Regions from separate parts of the Mus musculus genome. Here regions 1, 3, 4, 5, 6 and 7 are each linked to region 2. The links are chromatin contacts, found by Hi-C in ENCODE. All regions are on one chromosome and are shown on one strand. The core of a region is the stretch at or near the end of the contact, and the rest is flanking DNA. Distances in the headings are between cores, read along the strand shown. Region 1 holds the start of Slc35e4 (solute carrier family 35, member E4). Region 2 holds the start of Gsdma (gasdermin A). Region 3 holds the start of Smtn (smoothelin). Region 4 holds the start of Sec14l2 (SEC14-like lipid binding 2). Region 5 holds the start of 4921536K21Rik (RIKEN cDNA 4921536K21 gene). Region 6 holds the start of Tug1 (taurine upregulated gene 1). Region 7 overlaps Osbp2 (oxysterol binding protein 2).

Evidence for each region. Hi-C counts contacts between places; a loop is a spot of excess contacts on that map.
Region 1: a loop to region 2 is called in a map of T-helper 17 cell, with 13 times the contacts of the local background. The contact joins the promoter of Slc35e4 here to the promoter of Gsdma in region 2. A Hi-C loop is called at or near these places in 4 of 37 maps with a recorded cell type or tissue (T-helper 1 cell, T-helper 17 cell, T-helper 2 cell and 1 more).
Region 3: a loop to region 2 is called in a map of T-helper 17 cell, with 31 times the contacts of the local background. The contact joins the promoter of Smtn here to the promoter of Gsdma in region 2. A Hi-C loop is called at or near these places in 3 of 37 maps with a recorded cell type or tissue (T-helper 1 cell and T-helper 17 cell).
Region 4: a map of regulatory T cell shows a loop between it and region 2 (16-fold over the local background). The contact joins the promoter of Sec14l2 here to the promoter of Gsdma in region 2. A Hi-C loop is called at or near these places in 3 of 37 maps with a recorded cell type or tissue (T-helper 1 cell, T-helper 17 cell and regulatory T cell).
Region 5: a loop to region 2 is called in a map of T-helper 2 cell, with 17 times the contacts of the local background. The contact joins the promoter of 4921536K21Rik here to the promoter of Gsdma in region 2. A Hi-C loop is called at or near these places in 3 of 37 maps with a recorded cell type or tissue (T-helper 1 cell, T-helper 2 cell and regulatory T cell).
Region 6: a map of regulatory T cell shows a loop between it and region 2 (31-fold over the local background). The contact joins the promoter of Tug1 here to the promoter of Gsdma in region 2. A Hi-C loop is called at or near these places in 5 of 37 maps with a recorded cell type or tissue (T-helper 1 cell, T-helper 17 cell, T-helper 2 cell and 1 more).
Region 7: a loop to region 2 is called in a map of regulatory T cell, with 25 times the contacts of the local background. The contact joins the enhancer-like site here to the promoter of Gsdma in region 2. A Hi-C loop is called at or near these places in 2 of 37 maps with a recorded cell type or tissue (T-helper 17 cell and regulatory T cell).

The regions. Positions count from the first base shown.
Region 1 is chr11:3,913,327-3,916,050 of GRCm38, forward strand. Slc35e4 (solute carrier family 35, member E4) reads right to left here and starts at 1,338. Exons shown (of 2, transcript NM_153142.3): 1 at 1-1,338.
Region 2 is chr11:98,662,978-98,665,677 of GRCm38, forward strand. It overlaps Gsdma (gasdermin A), which reads left to right and starts at 1,374. Exons shown (of 12, transcript NM_021347.4): 1 at 1,374-1,461.
Region 3 is chr11:3,537,973-3,540,672 of GRCm38, forward strand. It overlaps Smtn (smoothelin), which reads right to left and starts at 1,320. Exons shown (of 20, transcript NM_001284427.1): 1 at 1,140-1,320. Gm11946 (a long non-coding RNA gene) reads left to right here. Exons shown (of 6, transcript XR_001780145.2): 3 at 1-1,743; 4 at 2,468-2,669.
Region 4 is chr11:4,117,458-4,120,157 of GRCm38, forward strand. Sec14l2 (SEC14-like lipid binding 2) reads right to left here and starts at 1,272. Exons shown (of 12, transcript NM_144520.2): 1 at 1,168-1,272. The coding sequence starts at 1,221. Gm51934 (a long non-coding RNA gene) reads left to right here and starts at 892. Exons shown (of 3, transcript XR_003949841.1): 1 at 892-1,503.
Region 5 is chr11:3,893,743-3,896,442 of GRCm38, forward strand. It overlaps 4921536K21Rik (RIKEN cDNA 4921536K21 gene), which reads right to left and starts at 1,384. Exons shown (of 3, transcript NM_026150.3): 1 at 1,098-1,384. The coding sequence starts at 1,345. It overlaps Dusp18 (dual specificity phosphatase 18), which reads left to right and starts at 1,498. Exons shown (of 2, transcript NM_173745.5): 1 at 1,498-1,775.
Region 6 is chr11:3,647,374-3,650,073 of GRCm38, forward strand. Tug1 (taurine upregulated gene 1) reads right to left here and starts at 1,441. Exons shown (of 4, transcript NR_002321.2): 1 at 1,380-1,441. It overlaps Morc2a (microrchidia 2A), which reads left to right and starts at 2,064. Exons shown (of 27, transcript NM_001159288.2): 1 at 2,064-2,700.
Region 7 is chr11:3,730,408-3,733,107 of GRCm38, forward strand. The region is part of intron 2 of Osbp2 (oxysterol binding protein 2); the gene reads right to left. Among named protein-coding and RNA genes, the nearest start is that of Gm51881, 9.7 kb to the right of the region's middle. Within about 2 kb of position 1,298, at least 1 of the 3 ENCODE cell types and tissues checked has a DNase peak (open chromatin) inside an H3K27ac peak, as active enhancers do.

The DNA.
Region 1 (2,724 bases), core at 88-2,587, about 95 Mb before region 2:
GTGGCTGCTAAGATGCCGGACTGGCTGGTGTCCACCCAGGCCTCGTAAGCCCTGGGCACCTCCCGCACCAGGGGAGGCCTTCTCTCTTCTCCGCGCCCTAAGCTCACGCGATGCTTTCACACCGAATCCGTTTGTCTTTTTCCATCTTTGGTCCCCAGACTGTCAGGATGAGGTCACTGACTGACCCCGACCGCCTGCGTGTTTGGTGCTCAGGCCCGGACCAGGTCTGGCAGGGTCGATAATATTCCGAGCGTGGGAACGGAGGTTGCAGCCGTCGCTCCCCTCCCCCAGCCCCCTTTAGCCTTTTACTGGACCGGGAATAGACGCCGATAGGCCGGCGGACGCGGAATCGCGAGCTCGGACTGGCTGCAGCCTCTCAGGATGCTCTGGCTGTTCTGGCTGCCGCTCGGCTCCCGCGGTGGATCTGGCAGCTTCGGGCGCCGGGCTCTAGTCCCTCCCGAGTCCCGCGCGGCTCAGCGCTTCCCGGCCCTGCCCTCTCCGCCGCTACCGAAGCTGCGCTCCACCCGGAAAGTTGGGCTCAGCCCGGGCCCCGCCCACGAGTACCAGCCCCGGAGCCCGGCGGACGTCTAGCCCCTCCCACAGCCTTTGCGCCTCCCGACTTGGCTTGCGCAGCTGCGGCCGCGAATCCCTTAGTGGAGAGTGTGGGTTGTACCAGCCACCAACCGGAATCCGGATTGTCTCCAGCGCCAAGTAGAGCCTTCCTTAAAAAGACCAGTATCCAGTGCTGGAAACCCTGGGCACTCTGCAGAGCCGTCCCCAAGCTGTCTGCCATCGTCGAGAAGCAGGGCGTTGAAGTGAGACATACCACATCACCTGATCCCAGACCACAAAGGTCTCCTTGAGATCTTGGAATTCAACGGAGCTAGACCACGTGGTCCCTTAAGGCTGCCTCATCTTGTTCCCCCTCCATTCCACTCCAGATCTTTTCTCCCCCTCTCAAACCAGGGCGGCGCCCCCTCTGGGGCAGCAGAAGGGGAAATGAATCACCAAAGCTAACCACAGCTCCGGGAAGCAGGGTACAGCGGGCCGGCATCCATCCCGAGCTAGCCGACTTTATGTGCTGCTCCCTAGGCATTCCGAGGTGACTCACAGCTGGGTTTCATGAGGCCCACGGAGCAGAATCCTGGATGGTTCCCGGGTTTCCCACCTGAATTCAGGTTAGGGTAAGCAGCTGAAACCCAGGGACCTGTTCCCAGCCCAACGCGTGAGCAAGAATCAAGGTCCATCCTGGACTCTTTCCGGTAATTGGATTTCTGGGGAAGCTCCCGCTCACCTGCACAGGCCTCACCCGGCTCTGTTGTCAAACAAGTCCTGGATGACAACCTGCCTAGAGAAACAAGATCGCAAAGCGCAACTGTGTAGCCCGGCCCGCAGCGCCCTCTGGTGGTCGTGACTCCGCACTGTTGCAAGCGTTCCTAATCCCTTCCCAAAGAAATTCAGGTGAAAATAAGCCAGTCCCACCTGAGACCTAAATCAGATCTCTGTCCCAGATGAACCAGGAATCTACACTGTCACACTTGCCTCCGATGAGTCTGATACCCGCGGGAACCCGTAGATCTCTGCTGAGTAACCCAAGTTGAAGGGCAGAGAGTGTAGGTAGGAGACTTCCAGGGAAAGGATCAAAATCTGGGGCATTTAGATAGTTTTTCCAAGAAGAGTTATGGGAGGGAAACTGAATGAGCCTCTCCCCTCCCCCCTCCAACACACACACACACACACACACACACACACACACACACATTTTTTAAGAAGAGGAATCTGGGCTTTCAGTGAACTATATTCCTCTGGGATTTTTAATCCATTATCCACTAAGCTTCTTTGAATTAAAAAGCATTTCTTCCTATTTAAATTTTTTGTTTATTATTAGTGGTGTGAATGTCTGTATGGGAATGCTGAGATTACAAGCAGGTGCCTCTGCCCACTTCTGTGCCCATTTTAAAAAGATTTATGTGCATTGGTGTTTAGCCTGTCTGTCTATCTGTAACTATGCATGGATGTCTGTGAGGGCATCAGATCCCCTGAAACTGGAGTTACAGACAGTTGTGAGCTGCCATGTGAGTGCTGGGAATTAACCTGGATTTTGTGGAAGAGCAGCCAGTTCTCCTACTGCTGAGCCATCTCTCCAGCTCCTTGAACAATTTTTTTGTTAGATATTTTATATGGATGAGTGATTTGCCTGCATGTGAGTGTGCGCACCATGTGCATGGCCGGTGCCTGCAGAGCCAAAAGGGCATCAGATCTCCTGCATCTGAAGTTACTAGTGGCTGTGAACTACTATGTGGGTGCTAAAGACCAAATTTAGGTCCTCTGCAAGGGCAGTAAGTGCTTTAAAAAAAAAAAAAAGACTTATTTTATGTATATGCATACACCACTGTAGCTATCTTCAGAAACATCAGAAGAAGACATCGGATCCCATTACAGATGGTTGTGAGCCACCATGTGGTTACTGGGAATTGAACTCAAGAGCAGTCAGTGCTCTTAACTGCTGAGCCATCTCTCCAGCCCAGTAAATGCTTTTAACCACTGAGCATCTCTCTAGCCTCAGAAACCCATTTTAACCTGTCTCAACATCAGACTGTATTTTACTGTGGATCCAGAGCCAGGAGGCCCGGATTCAAGGAGGATATCACTGGGGTAGAGGGCTCATTCACGTTCCTTAGGGTCTACTCAAGATCTCAGAGCAGCCTATGCCTCCCACAGCAC
Region 2 (2,700 bases), core at 124-2,623:
CCTAAGGGGGATGGGCACCTGACAGCAAACAGGAGCTAGAGCTGTCTGTCTAAGATGCTGATAGCTGTGCCAGGTGAGAAGTGGAAGGGAATGGAGGAAAGAAAAGGGGTGAAGGATGGGGACCAGAGAGGCAGAACAAAGTGTGGAAGGATTCTGAGAAAGTAAAGTAATAAAGTTTTAAAGATATTTTTGCAGAGTGTGAGACTCTTTCCTCACTCCTACCAGTCCCTAAGGAAATCTCCAGGAAACTGCTTCTTCATATGGCCTTGCAGTAAATCACATAAATTGTAATTTAGAGACCTGCCTGTGTGTGTAGAATCCTCTTTTAAGTGATTTCCAAGGAGCAACTTTAATAAGATAATGGGGGCTGGAGAGATGGCTCAGAGGTTAAGAGCACTGACTGCTCCTCCAGAGGTCCTGAATTCAAATCCCAGCAACCACATGGTGGCTCACAACCATCAGTAATAGAATATGTAGTCCTCTTCTGGTATGTCTGAAGAGAGCAGCAGTGCACTAACATGAGAGAGAGAGAGAGAGAGAGAGAGAGAGAGAGAGAGAGAGAGAGAGAGAGAGAGAGAGAGAGAGAGAGAAAGTTCCTGAATGACCTACAGGGAGACAGCTGAACGCCCACAGCATACATCCTGGGCTGTCCGTCATCTCACCGCTGAGATCCACCTCTGCCTGTGTGTGAGCATATATTCCATATACTTAGAGATGCTTCCAAATTATAGAAGGCCATATGAGCTCACTCTATCCTGCCTCCTCAGACTTCTGTGCATACTGGTACCAAGTTATGCATGTGTAGCCAAGGCACATATACACATAGAGAGAGGTAAGAATCAGCAGGCTGATGCATACAAAGTTGAAGGGCAGATTTTCAGCTGCTCTGCTGCCTGTAGTCCCTGAACATACAGGATTTCTTATCACTTATCATTTCCACAAGGCCTCAGATGAATGGCAGGTGCTTCCAGATGACATCAGGGCAGTGATCCACCCTGTATCACCCCTGCACACAATTACACGCATGCATGAGTACACACACACACACTCACATGCACACTCACACACAAATAAGCATAAGTGCATACACACACGCACACAGCCAATTCCCACTGCCTCCCTTCCTCCCCAGTCTATAAGCAAACTTTCAGTCCCCCTTCTTTCTGTCTCAGCCCCAGCAACACAGACACCTGCCTGGCATCTTTTTACCCACCCCCACAGGACCTGAGGCGGGGCACTTCAAACAGGTTGATGCTGTTCTCCTGGAAGTGGAACAAAAAGGGGTGGGGTCATTGTGGGAGGCGGGGTCTGTGGGAGCTTACATCCCCGCCTCCATGGAGGCATAAAGCAGCCAGTCCTGATAAAGGACAGCCAGTCATTCCCTCACCCTATAGACAGAACGAGCTCTGGTTCCTCACCACACACCAGCTGCCAGACAGGATCCAGCATCACCCTTCCCTGGTAAGATCAATGATGGCTGAGGAGGCAGGGGGACATTCTGGGGAACCAGGGGAAGGTTGGGGCCAAATGGGCATGGGATTTCTTATCCTTTATCATGGCCATAAATCTCCCTGCATTTTACTGGGGGTAGGACTCATAGTAGGCCTTAGAGAGAAGAGAGGCAGCCCTTTGAGTGCCACTCTGGTGAAGGGTAGGTCCTTCTAGGTACACTCAGTTGGTCTCTGGAGGGACATAGGCCATCCCAACCCTTCCAGGAACAAGGGCTGGAAAGTATATTGTAGATGGCAGGATGGCCCCAACATCTCTGTGTGCTCCTTCCTGTTTCCCTGCCTCTGTCAAGTACTACAGAAAGGTGAGGCCCATGGAGGCTAGCTGATGTGTCTGATCTCTTCCACCCACCAGGAAAACCTGGGTGTGTCTCCTGGATCCCCAGGTGAGATACCTCGACTTCAAAGACAGAGTCCTAAACTGTCAAACTTGTGATCCTTGCAGGCCCCACATCCTCTTGGTCCCTCTCCCTCCAGCATGTCTCCCAGGACCAAGCTCACTCTTTCTATCCTTGTTTCTACCAGACATGGTGCTGATGCTGTAGAGGTGACTCAGGCCCATTTCCTGCCCTCAGGAAAGTCACAGTTGAGTAGGCAAGGCAGTCAGGTGAACAGATGGATGGTAACAAGATGAATTAGCAGGTGTTTCAGAAGTGGATATACAAGATGCCTTGGGAATGCAGGCAGAGTCACCAAAATGCCCAAAGGAGTAAAGGGGTGAGCAGGTGACATGAGTTGAGTCTTTTTTTTTCCTTCTTACTCCAGTCCTGCTTGCTCAGAGTCCAAAGATTGATTGATTGATTGATTGATTGATTGATTGATTATAAGTACACTGTAGCTCAGATCTCATTATGGATGGTTGTGAGCCACCACGTGGTTGCTGGGATTTGAACTCAGGACCTCCAGAAGAGCAGTCTGTGCTCTTAACTGCTGAGCCATCTCTCCAGTCCTTCAGTTGAGTCTTATAGGACAAATACGAATTCTTTCTATTGGAAAGGGGATATATCGTAAGCAGAACTAACAAAGGCAAAGAAGTAGTTGGGAGAGAGGAACTAGGAAATTTGCCCACTTATACTGGTGTTGCTAGGAGGTGGGTGGGAAGGAAATGGAGGGTGCAAACAAGTGTAGCCTTGCCAAGGAAAGGGCAACTGGGGAAGCTGCCCAGCTCTGACTGCCCAGGCTCCTGGGCCCA
Region 3 (2,700 bases), core at 70-2,569, about 95 Mb before region 2:
TGGAGCCAGCCTTCAGTTTTGACTCCTTTCCTCCCTGATGTCAGCAGACCTGACCTTGGGGAGCCAGGTGTCCCTCTCTCCCTGTCCATTCACACACTCAGAATTCACTCACAGTTCACTTTCCAACTGGAAGGGCCTTGGGAAGCTGACCCACCCAACCTCTGGACTTCAGGCAAACTGAGAGGATGGGAGATGGTCAAAGATTCATCACAGGGGGTCAGAAAAACTCAGACTCAAAGGGCAGAAAGAACCTAACACAAATCTTGGTGACTTCTGCCTTCTGAAGTCCCCTTCCAAGATGCTGCCCAAGACTCCAGGCTGTTTGTTTCTTGTTCAACCACTGACCGTCAAAATGGATTCCTAAATCTGGTGCCAGTCTCTAGCCCAAATCACTCCTTCCTGGAGTCCCCAGTGTCTCTGGAATTTGTGGTTCCATGGTCTAGCACACCTGGATGTTTTGCTAATGTGGTGACTGAAATGGCCTCTGGACCCCCCACCTCCATTGATTCATCCCGAAATCATCCACTCCCTCTCTACAACAGTCACTTGGTGTGAGTCACCCCATCCGGTGAATGGGTCTGGGGGAGTCCCAGTGCGCACTAGTTGGAGTTGGAAGGCACTGCTAGAGTCTTTACCTCCTAGTCTAGATACTCTGTCTGGGGTAACTACCCCTCCCCAGTGCCCAATCTTAAGTATTGTGGACATGCTATGCTTCTTCATGTTGGGTAAGGGTGTTGTTAGTTCCAAACCTAGGTGATACTCGGGACTGTCTGCTCAGAAATTCCTGCCACTGCTTGCCACCATTCTCATGGCTTCATGCTACAGAGTTTTCAGTCCTGGGGATTGTTAAGGCCCTGCGAGAGATGGGTCAGGATCTGGGAAAGATTCCTCGAGGTATCAGCTCCCTATAGATTAGTGTCTCTGGGGATCGAGAAGCCTCTTCCAAGTCCATAGAGTCTCTTCAAGACTCTTTCCCCAGGGTCTCAGAACTTCAACCATGTGTCTTTGGAGTTCTCGTGATTTGGCTAGGGTTCCCGGACCTGGGAGTTTCAGAATCCCTGTCCAGACATCCAGGTTTCACACCCCCTTCCCCGGACTCATCCGGACTCCTAGAGTAGACCCGAGATCCTCATACCCACCTCTCAGTCCGGCCCGCCGTTCCGGCGCAGTTTCGTGTTAGTTTGGTCGGGACCCGGTAGATGCAGTAGAGACCGGCAGACCGACGGGAGGAGCCGCAGCCCAGGAGCCCAGGCCGGTTCAGCAACGTACCCTGGACTCTGCTGCAGACGCCTGTCCCGCGGCGCCAGCCAGATGGCTGGCTCCGCCCTGCCAAGCTGTCCCAGCCAATTCTCTGTTGAGACACGCCCCTGCTCTGGTCCCATTGGGAAAATTCAATTTTTTAGGACCCGCCCCCAAAAGACTCCAGCCCCTCACTGTACAGGCATGTTGGGTATTGTAGTTTTGGGGACTGCTGTTGCGAGGTCCTAGACATCCTCGGGTGGGCTTCACCAGGATACAGGCTCTAAGCCAAAGTCCGGAATGTGCCACAAACCGGGCAAATAAGTATCTTGGGATCCTGTAAGCCCTGAGCGGTCCTGACAGCCCCTCCCTGCCCTCCTTTTTGTTCTTGAGACCACATCCTTTCTCCGGACTCCACCCACTAGGCGCCTTAGTACACAGACTGCCCAGTCAACTCAACGCTCAAAGGGCGCTTTCGGGACACCTGGTCTGTGCCACCTCAGGGTAAGGAGACTGGGTGACCAGCAGCATTTTGACAATTATTGAGTCGCCCAGGACATCTGAGATGGAGCAGGATCAATCATATCGTACCTTCCTTGCTCATATATGTAGCATGCTCTCCCAAATTCTTTAAAGTCTGCCTCTGAGACCCCCGAAGTTCTAAATAGGGAGTATGAACCTCGCAACTCAACAAATGGGGGAAACTGAAGATCCCAAGGAGACAATACAAAGAGTCAACCAGGAGACCCAAGAGCTCAGACCCTGGAGGGAAAGCTTCCCTGTCATCCTGGAGGCTGTGGAGCCGCCCTACTGGTCTTGCCTAAGAAAAAAGTAGGGTGGAGCCTGGGCAGATAAAGTCTGGAGTCCAGCTTGATAAATAAAAACTGTAAATCAAATAAAAACCATAAAAGCACCAACGTATTTCTTGTGTGTGTGTGTGTGTGTGTTGTGTGTTGTGTATCAGATTATAATATCCATAACAACTTAATGAGATTTGACTGTTCCCTTATACAGATGAGACAAAAGCCTATGGGTAATGGAGTCGAGGTTCATCCCACCTAGCAGGGATTCTAATCTCTGCTAACACTATAATGTGGAACTGAGGTAGGGCTGAGCTGGCTCCTGTAGTCTCTCAGAGAGCTCCAACTCAGATTTCTCCAAGACCAACCTTTACACACCCAAAGAGAGGACCTGTGTCCATTTAAAGTCTTTTTGTTTCCTCCCACAGCCCCAAGAGGTGGTCCTCTCACCTTATATATTGGAAAATAAGACCTAGAGAAGGAAGCCCCTTGCGGGGGAGGCAGAAGAAATGCGCCAAACCGACGAAGACGCCGGCTGTGGAGGTTTCCTAGTCTTCCCTACCTGAGTGGGAAGCCGATTGCTCCAGTGAACCGCCTGCTCGCGCTGGCTGAGATCAATGAATGGCCGAGGTGGGTGCCTGTTTCCGGGATTGTCTATTTA
Region 4 (2,700 bases), core at 22-2,521, about 95 Mb before region 2:
ACCCCTATCCCTGATCTCTCACTACCCAGTAGTAAACAGGCAGCCCCAAGCCTCCTACAACAGCAGAGACCTTTATCTGGTTACTGACCTGTAGGACACCTCCAGAGAGGACCAATGAGGACTGGCCACCTCTGCCCTTTGCCTTAGGTCAGCTAGGTCTAATCAGACCCTCCCATCCCCCAAAAGCAGCTCCCAGAGTTAGGACAATGGTCATCTAAACAACAAGCAGAAGGCCACCCTTCACCAAGGACCTCACCTAGCCCCTGGCTTAATCCCCACCAAACCTATGCCCAACAGACTTAGCCTGCACGTCAGCAGCAAACCTGGCATGGGAAAAAAGTCACACACAGCAGCCACATCTGCTGCCACACTCTGGAATAAATAAGAAACTGCACAACTGGGAACACTGGGGCTGGACCCCATCAATTCTGATCCCGTGCAACTGAGGAGATAAAGTCTTTTGGCCAGAAGTGCCAGCTCCCGAACTTGAATGGAGTAGATAAGTCCCTGTCTGCCCAGGTGCCAAGGCAAAGCCTGGTCAGGTCCTTTCCTTTTGAGTGGCATCACTAAGTTCAGGCAAGGGTCTGGGTTGCCAGGGTGGGGAGAGCTCTTCTCTCCGAAAGGATTCCAACCTAGTGAATCCCGGACATCTTAGACTTCACACACAAGAGGTGCCCGACAGACAACTCCTCTAATTTCATCGAAGAGCACAGCACACAGGACAGGGTTTGGCCCAAGGTCGCACAGTGACTTAGTGCCTTGAAAGAGCTAGGGGGAGTTTGCCAAGGAACTGTCAGGGACCCTTCCATATGCCACTGCCCCAAAAGAGAAAAACCTCCCGGAAATGGGAGGAAACCTGGGGCCCTGCCCCTGTCCCACGGCCCTGCTACCAGTCCCTGCCAGCCCGGAGGATGAATGTTGCCTTTGTGCCCTCAGCTGCCTCCCAAGGCTTCCAAGCAACCACTTCTTCCCAAGGGGGCACCTCTGGGGCTGCTCATGCTGAAGATCGCGATGACCAAACTTCCCGAGGTCCTCACCCTGAAGGAGAAGCGGTCCGCTGGGCACTAGCCAAGCGGGGGCGATCAGTCGCCCGCCCGCGAGGACAGTCCCTTACAGCCGCTTTTCAGCCAGGAGCGAGGGCCACAGACAGACCAAGAGCAAGCTCACCTTGGCCAGTGCCTCCTCCTGTTTGGGGCTCAGGTCACCGACTCTGCCGCTCATCGTGGCTCAGCCTTGGGGCGCGGTGCCTGCGGCAGCTGATGGAGCTCCGACTCGTTTGCCGCCGCCGCAGCCGCTGGAGTAAAGTCCCAGTCTTTGGCCGAGGCCCCGGGGCTGGCGGCCAAGACCCGCCTCTTAAAGGAGCCCGAGGGGCGGGGCGAGACGCGCAGAGGCCCTGGATTGGAGCCAGAATGCTTGCTCATACACCTGAGGAGCTACTTGGGTCTGGATCCTCATCCTAACCAAGAGGAAGCTGGAAAGCTCTAGCAAACGACGTCTTCTAAGGTGCGACTCCACAAGGCTGGACCGGGCTGCTCTCATAGCTTTCCTTACCCCAAAATGTTGACAGCTCTCTGGTGCCCACTGAAAAGGGATGCCCCTTAAGCGTCTTTCTGCCTGTAGGAACTGTGGTGTTCACTCTGCCATCTGCTTATGGTCACTACTACCAGCTCTGCTTGGGAGTGAGAGTTGACCCCCAGGGTTGCCGATGTAACTCAGTGGCAGAAGGCTTGCCACTGAGTTACGCGCACGACCTTAAGTCGGATTCCCAGCACTGCATGGTCATAGTGGCACATTCCAACACATACCTGAGATCCCAGCATTGGAGAAGCAGAAGTTCTGATCACCCTTAGCTTATTTATTGGGCTTGAGGCAAGCCCAGAATACAAACAAATAAACCAAATGGAGTGGACAGCCTTTTCCCTCTACCTGCAGAGCAGGCATGGTAAAGACCATGGCATCTAGCTGAAGAGAAAGGAAGACCAGCCTCCCCACTAAGACCCAGGTCTCTGCGTCTGATCTTCCCTGCTCTCTGGGAGCCACACCTGAAGCTCTCACATCTCAGTTGGCATGCTCTGCTTCCTCTGTGGAAGTGAGGAGGCTCAGGTTTGAGGGCCCGTGTCCCACGGGTGTCTACGGGGTCCTTTGCCTCACTGCACTGTTGCTTCTTCTCTAACCGAGGGTGATCATGGGCAGGAGGCTAATGGAAGTTAATGTACACAATTCTCAGGTTTGACTTCTTGTGGCCACCTCCTTGCTGTCCATTGCTGGCTGCCTAGCCAGATCTTGGCCGTAGGCTAGACAGAGAGGAAACCACACTGGAAGCCAGAGCCCACAGCAGCCCTGCTGTGCTTATCTGCTTCCCAGCTCTGGCCAAGAGCCTGCGGACTCCCCGCTAGTGACAAGTTTGACTAGTGAGTGGGTGGACTCTGACAGCTGTAGCCTAGCAGCCTCTTGTCCAGCCTATACCATCAGACTGCCTCCCGCCCCCCAGTTACTACTTCTGGCTCACACAATAGAGTTCATAGCCTTCTCCTGCTAGAGCCCTCGCCACTTTGATCTTACTTCCATGGTGATACCTGGTCACAGGGCCAGGGCCATTTTGTCTTCCTACTGTATGCCAAGCAGGAGGCATTGTTCTGGAACCCAGGAATATTTAGACACCACCTTTTGGTCCCAAACTTACTAAAGAGAACACAAGAG
Region 5 (2,700 bases), core at 134-2,633, about 95 Mb before region 2:
CTGAAACAGAAATGGCTGTCTGATACACACAGGAACAGAAGGAATACAAATAACAACTTATACTAAACTCAGTCTCTATTGGTTAGCACATCAGAATAAGATCATCATAAAATACATTCATAGTCAGACAAAACAAAAACAAAACAAAAACAAAAAAACAGAAAACACCACCACCACCAAACCCAACAAACAAAAAGATGTATATTTTGTGACAAGGTCTCGTGTATCCAGGCTGGCCTAGAACTCCCTCTTGAACTGAGAGTGACCTTGAATTTCCAATCCTCCTGCCTCCAGCACCTGAGTGCTTGATTACAATCGTGTGCAACCACGTTCAGTTAAGAAGAAAACAAAGCACCTTTAGGGGGATTCTAATAACGTTCTCCAGTTCATTTTCCTATGAGTTAGGAACAACTGTGGTCAGGCTGTGCTTGCTAATACAAAGGAACGAACATTGAAAGCTACCCAGTTCCACTTTTCTGGTTTTTATGCAGGATGACTCAACATACCCAGGTGCGGATGGGAAGACAGAGTCAACGGTCAGGAATTTACACACAAGTCTAAGTCCTATTTTCAACCAAAAAGAGACTAAATATTTAAAGACCCTCTTTACTTAGTGATGCACCAAATTTATCAAGTAATAAATACTGGTCATTTTTGAAACAAATTGTGTTTCCATAATAAATCCTCTGTAGGACTTGTTACATCCTTGGCTGATGCCGGTTGAAGAAGGGGGACAGGATTGGAGTCAAACATTGGGGAACTGAAGGCTTTTCAAGGACGCTGGAGAATGGGAAGGCCTGGAGTTGCCAAGTCGATTGGAGCCTGAGACCAATTGCAGACGTCAAGCCTACACTACGCCAGGGTCAGGATTCATTCGGAAGGCTAGAAACGGGACAGTGCCTTCGGCCCAGAAAACGGGCTTCTGAAGGTCCTACGGGTTGGCCTGAGTCTGAAAAATCCTGCGATCGGAGACATTGCTGCGATCAGAGGAACATCTAAGGGCGGAGGTTGGGGGGGGGACACGGCTGGAACAAAGTGAGTCGGATTCCCTTACGGGGTCCCGGGTCTGACAACTGCTTTGTATACCCGAGCCACACCTGAATAACAACTTGGGGAGTGGGGACCGCGGCCGCAGGAAGTAGATCTGTGGTTGGACGTGGAGGCCAAGATCCGGCTGGCTGTCCAGTCTCTCGCGCCGGAAGTTCGAACCAGAAGCGGTAGTCTCTTCGGTACCTTTCCTGTAATCCGAGCCCAAGTCCCATTTGACTGAAGGCCTTCTGGGCTGTGTAGCGGTCTCTGACTGGCTAGAGAGCGACTCAGGAAAGCTAGCAAGACCTAAAACCATGGTGGAAAGACACGCGGTCGCAGAGCAACTATCTACACTGGAGTGCGTTGCCTGGGAGACAACCGGCAAGCAGACCGCGTGACAGTCTTTAGGCGTTCTTTGTGAGGCTCTGTTGGGCGTGTTGCCTAGGAGACGAAGGGTGAGTGGGCGGGGCGTGCAGGCGGTGGGTGTAGCAATGGTCCTTCTGGCTACTTGGCGCATTTCTGTGAAGACAGGCAGCCCACCCAGCTTTTCCCAAACGCCTGGGAACTGCGTAGTCCTTCGAGGTACAGAATCAGTCGCGGGGTCCCCCTAAGCCCCGAACTGCCCATTGTTCCGCGAGGAGAAGCCGTTGCTACCAAGGTCCGGAATCATGAAGGGCCCTCTCTTTCTTGGAGAGGGTCGTCCGCGGCTCTGCCCTGAAAGATTTCGGGGGCACTGAGGGAAGGAGGTAAGATTGTTTGAGTCTTGTCACCACGTAGAGAGGCCAAGCTTCCTAGGCTTGTTGTGGCACCTTCCACTCATCTACTTGTGGACTCTGTTCCACGTTTATAACCCAGAATTTAACCAGCGCCCCACCTATATTTGCCAACTTTCTCCAGAAAGTGTAATCCACCAGAAATATCAGCCTTCAGAACTTGCTGTCTAATGATGAACAAAACTGGTTTTCCTCGAGTCTCAGGTTTCACGGCTACAAATTAACTAGATGCCAAAAGCCTGGTTGGTTGTAAAATGTAAAAAATGGAGATGACGTTTCTGTTTCCTCTCCTCCCCTCTCCCCCCCCCTCCCCCTCCCCCTCTTGAAACTCTTGAAAGAGTTCCAGTAGTCTGGTCAGGAACACCACATCTTGCTTCAGCTTCCAGGTCTGCTCTACCATGTCCTACTGTCTGTGATCGCTTCTTACTATCTTTGCAACTCTATAACAAATGCCTTTATTTGTCATTCCCACAAGCTTTGCATTTTAACTTTACCTCTGAAGGGACTGAAGAGAGCAGAAACAAAACCAAATGTCACTTGGAAGTCACATTCCTTGGAAGGCAGGAACAGGGAGACAGAACAGTGGAAAAATAACTGATTGGCCTGAGGTTACCTGAATGACTTTTCATTCTGAGAGGATAAGTTAGGCCATGACCTTATGCTAGCTGAAACTGGCCTGCCTGGGAAATCCTGATTTCTCAAAGGTTAATTTTAAGAAAACAGCTTTGTTTCTGTGACAAGGAAAAAATTAAATCAAAACAAACAAACAAAAAACCCTGTAGTTTGTTTCCTCAGCTCTTTGTTGGGGGGCAGGACCCATAAAGCAAGGGCCCCACCTTTCTCTTCTACCTCCTGAATGCTGCAGTTCCAGGTGACCATCACCAAGGCTCTTTTCTAC
Region 6 (2,700 bases), core at 191-2,690, about 95 Mb before region 2:
TACAAGGCTGGTTAGGAAAAAGTTAAGCTTCAAAATGATTCCAAATATCTGATTTTGTGTCCCAGCCAGAGTCCAACAAAGTTTTTTCAAAAACTTTAGCCTTCAATTTAAAAAACAAAACAAAAAACCCCCCCAAAAAAAAAAAAAAAAAAAAAAAAAAAAAAACCCCAAACATTTTCAGGAATCCAACGCCTGGTTCAGTCTGTTCCAAGTAGCCCTCTTGCTAAAAATCCATGTGCACTATTAACTGGTTTTGGCAGCACCATTTAAAAATAATCCTGTTCACTATCAACCACGAAAACCAGGGATATAAAATAGGAGCAAATAATGGGTGTCAATCATGGTTGTAAAAAAATAGTTAACGAGAGAAAAGTAGTCAGGCACCAGTACGAGCAGCAGAAAACAATCGCTGGGCCAGAGATTACACTTCTTGTTACTCGAGGACACATTCACTCCTAATTGTAGCTGCTTTCTAGTGGGTGCCATTGTACCATAGGCATCAGCCACCCTTCAGGCACCCTATGGTGAAAGGAAAGGGCTTTGACTAAAAGCCAAGCAGTGAAGTGATGGTACCTGAAACAGCCATTATGCAGTAAGAAGCAGCTCACATATACCAGGGACTCAAATGGGGGCTTCATATTGGTTGTGAAGGGTCCCAGATGACATGTAGGCCTCAGTTTCCTCCCGGTGGCAAAAACTGTTCTAAACTCTTCTGGGTCATAGCCCCCTTTGAAAACTCGCTACTGAAGGATCTACTCATCCCCCTAGAAAACACTTTCCCACGTGTTTCTGTACAGAAGAAGTTCAGGGAACCTTCCCATCTCCAACTCCAATAAAAGGTTCCCGAATTTAATTTCAGGGAATGAGCAATTGTTATGACTTCTTGCAACTCAAAGGAAAAAAAAACAATAATCATCTTTCTGTAAACCGACACTTTTGAAGAGAGCTTCCAATTCCATACACACACTGATAGGCAGAGGAGGAAACTGAGGCGCAGACAGATTACAGAGTGACTTGCCTAAGGTCACTCGGCCAGCGAGTGGCTAGGCCCGGAAGCAAACCCAGATCTTCCGACTCCGGAGCTCGAATCCCCACCCCGGAGCTGCCGCCAGCGCTCTCGCTCCCCACTAAGGTGGCATAAGTAGGAAAAGGCAAAGGAGGAAGCCCACCACCAACCATCCTCCAGCTCCCTCTTGACCCTCCAACTGGGTCCTAGCAGGCCCCGAGGGGTGGCGCCAGGCCTCCAGGCCAGCCCCGGCCACCCCAGCTTCCCCCGCCGCCTCCCCGGGAGCGGGGCGGAGTTGCCCGCCGCCGCCAACCACCCGGACGACCCCTCGTCGGATCGCAAAAGCATAGGCCGCCGCCCGAGTTCTGCGTACGAGAAGAAAGACGCGGCGCGAGCGCCAACGGCCACCGGGCGCGCGCCGCGGCGGCCGGGCCTGCGCCCCAAGAGCTGGATGCCAGAGCAGGAGAAAGAGCCGCCAACCGATCGCTCGATCGACCGCACGCCCGCTCCTTCGCCCTACCAGACCGGGGAGGGGGGGAGGGCGCGCCAGGGCTTCTTCGAGTTAGGGGCCTGACTCCCCGGCGACAAGACAAGATGGCTCCTCCGCTCTGCTCTGCAGCTACCGTCCCGGCTGCGTCTCTCGGCCCGCCCCCGGTACTGTTCCTTTAAATGGCCGAGAGGGGTCAGGAAAGCAGGAAGAGAGGCGCGCGCCCTCACGTGATGGGGGCGGACCGGCCAAACAAGATCCGGTCACGTGGACCGACGTCGCTCGCCAATCAGAAGGTGGAGTCTCAGGGCGGGGGCGGGAAGACTTCGAGCTCTGTGATTGGCCGAAGGTGCGCTGGAGGCCTCGGCGGCCGGGCCGTCGGGAGTGAGCGAGGTGATTCGCGCTGCGTGCGCTTACGGAGACAAAGCGGTGGCTGAGGTAGCGGTGGCGCGGGCAGCACCGGCCGCAAAGCCGTACTGAACGCTGAATCTCGTGACGCCCAGCCTGTCATCGTCTGTTGAGGCGCGGCGTGTCGTGTCGTGTCGCGGCGCGGGCGGGCGGCGGCGGCGGCGGCGGCAGCGGCAGCGGAGGCAGCACATGGTTCCAAGAGCGCGCTGCGGTGGTTGAGTTCCAATTCCACGGGGAGGGACAAAGGCATCTGCGAGCTGCAGGCAACGCCCGATCGGATCTGGTGGTGCACTCGCCACTTTCCTCTGTTCTCCCAGGCTCTGGGACTAACTCCTGTCTGTCGGTAGCGAGGAGGTGGCCACAGGACCCAGGCCTGGGAAGGCCCGAGGGCCCGAGGCCATCTTCTGAAGGGTGTGGGGGAAGGGCGCACCTGAGGTGATTCGGGAGGGTAGGTTGTGAGGTGTTTCTGTGGGCCACTGTGAGTAATTTCACCCACAACCTGTGGTGATTGTGGCATAATAGCAAGCTGTGTTTGGGCGGGGTTTGGGAAAAGAAATCTGTCAGTCAGCACCAAGGACCTTTCTGTTGGAAAGCGGTGAAGCCAGAAGTAGCCTCCACTCCACTGCACTGTCCAGTAGAGCACTCTTTTGAGGAGCCTGGTGTCTTCGGTGGTGACAAAGTCTTCGGTGGTAATGAAGTAGGTGAACCGTCAGAAGTAGGTCAATTTCCTGAATTTAGGAGAACAGAAAAGGACTTGAACGTGAAGTTGAAGCTGTAAACCTCCAAGTTTGAAGACCAT
Region 7 (2,700 bases), core at 48-2,547, about 95 Mb before region 2:
TGGCACTGTGTGGAGCAGCTGGTCTGGGCTCAGCTCCCACCATGTCATCTGAGAGATTGTGCAGAAACCCTCTCAAAACATCCACAATGGGCTTGAGCTGGGGAGCAGTCGCAACCTTTCTTAGTCACCTATATGAGTCTCAACATGAATTTGAGCTGGCTTGTGTCACTTGGGTTACTCCCTCTGTTGGGGAGGAGGTCCTGCTTCCTGGCTTTGGAGCCACCAACTTTTCTGAGCTACCTCTATTATCTGTGATGTAAAAACCATCTTGGTCTCTGTTCTGAACAATCTATATAGTACTTGCAGAGAGATGGATGGGCTCTGATTCTTGGATGTGGGACAGCTTTCTGATAGTGGAGAAGACCACGGAAACAAGCATGGCCCTGTTGCAGAGGTGACAGAGAGGGTAGAGCTGGGAACTCTCTTTTCCTGTACAGCCAGCCAAGGCTGTAGCCCCCAGAGCCCCCTACACTACCTTTCCTCCCATCTTTCCCACTGTTGAGTAGAAAGGGGCAGCACCTGGAAGCAAGGACATTCCTGCTGCAACCTGATCACTTTAATGGAACAGCCAGGCAAAGCAGAGAAGGCAAGAACCAGTTTGGTTAAGGACTGGTCCATCCAGGCTCACACTTGCTTTGAGATGGGTACCCCGAGGCCTAGAGAGAGTGCCTGGCTTATACCATGTGTCTAAGTGGCACTTACCAGCCTACATTAAACCCTTATTTTGCCCAGGTGGCTAAGATGTTTTCTGGGGGTATCCTGGGTGGGTCATCCTTATATCTAGCATACACCCTGGGAAGCTAGTGAGGAAGGGTCACTCACTGCTCTGTGTGTCTGTTGTCAGAGTCCCCAGGTGGTGAGTGCTGGCCTCTGATCATATGCTGTGCCCAGCTGCTGATGGCAGGGCCCATAGGGAGCACGTGGCGGGGGGGGGGGGCTCTCAGATCTGCACTGGCAGGGTGCCAGGCAGAGATGCTGTACCCCTCTTTCCTTCTCAGCAGAGGCCTCCTGAGAGTGCAAATTGGAGAGATGTAAGGGCGACCAAGGAGACTATCTGACTATTTTCCAGGCAGAAGCTGGAGTGAGGGGCCAGCCAGAAGAATACAAAGTGCACGCAATACCCACTCTCTGCCTGGAGATGGGGTGGGCGTTGGCTCCTCCTTCATGTGCAGTCTGCCTAAGCCATCTGATGGGTCAAGACATCTCTCTCCTTTCTTCCCCTCTCTTCTGGAAGCACACTGCAAAACCTATGGTGCCTCTACCCACCTACCTCCTCCACCGAGCCCAGGCAGCTGCTTTGCCATATTTGGGGCTCCACCTGGCTCTCTGCAGGACTGGTGTTTCCAAGAAATGAAGAGCTAATGATGACTGTGAACACTTGCTCTTTCTAACTCCACTTGCTGAGAAGTGGGATTACAAACATGAACTATGGCGCCTGGCCTATGAGATGCTAAGGATGGAACCAAGGGCTCCACGCATGTTAAGCAAGCACTGCCGAGCTACATCTCCAGTCCCCAGCAAACTCATGTCTTAGGACAGCAAGTGGGGAGACATGTTTAGAGTGGACTGGTCCTACAGTGAGCAAGTCGGGGAGCTGTGGTCCATGCTCTGACATTCCAGTCATCCTAATAAGATCACCACAAAACTGGTCTGGGAGAGGCACATAGTCTTCACGAGATCAAGTAGTGTCTTCCAATCAGTGGCCCTGCACAGTAAGGCTCCTCTAGTGGGACTTCTGAGAGTGTCTCTTCTTGCCTCAGTGACCCCACATGACTTCATTATCTATCCCAAATGCCAACCTGGCCAAGAAGAGGGTAGAGCTTGAGTATCTACACTGCAGGGGTCTGCAGCCCTCAGCAACCTTAGCCTTTGCCTTAGCAGGAAGCTGGCCTCAGCATGGAGGGCAACTGGGCAGAGCAGTGGGATCCAGGGAAGCAAACTGGAAAGCAGATGGAGGCCTTGAAACTCGAAAGAGGCAAAAATGAAGTACTTGGGGTACCAGCACACACACACACACACACACACACACACACACACACACACACAGACATAGAGGAGGAGGAGGAGGAGGAGGAGGAGGAGGAGGAGGAGGAGGAGGAGGAGGAGGAGGAGGGAGAAGGGAAGAGGAGGTAGAGAAAACGAGAACTGGAGTGTTGGCTCAGAGGTTAAGAGCACTGACTGCTCTTCCAGAGGTCCTGAGTTCAATTTCCAGCAACCACATGGTGGCTCACAACCATCTGTAATGGGAATCGATGCTCTCTTCTGGTGTTTCTGAAGACGGTTACAGTGTACTCACCTACATAAAAAATCTTTGAAGATGAAGAAGGAGGAAGAGGAGGGGGAGGAGATGGTGGTGGTGGTACAAGCCAATGGACACCAAGCATCACCAGCAACACAGGGCACAAAGAAAAAGGTGTACAACAGACTCTTCCCTTGAGGCTTCAGAGGGGTCTGGACCCACTAACACCTTGATTTTGAACTTGTGATAAATCCCAGTTGCCTTAATCTACCAATTCGTGGTAGGTAATTGGTCAGGTACAGCAGCTCCAGGAAACTAAAGCAGTGGCTTAAAACAGAATGGTTATCATCTCACAGAGCTGAAACTTCCTATAATCAGGGTGGGGGTAGAGCTGTAACCCCCTCTCCACTGCCCCGACTACTTAGGTGAGGGGAGTGTATTTGCCTTCCTCAAGGCTGGCA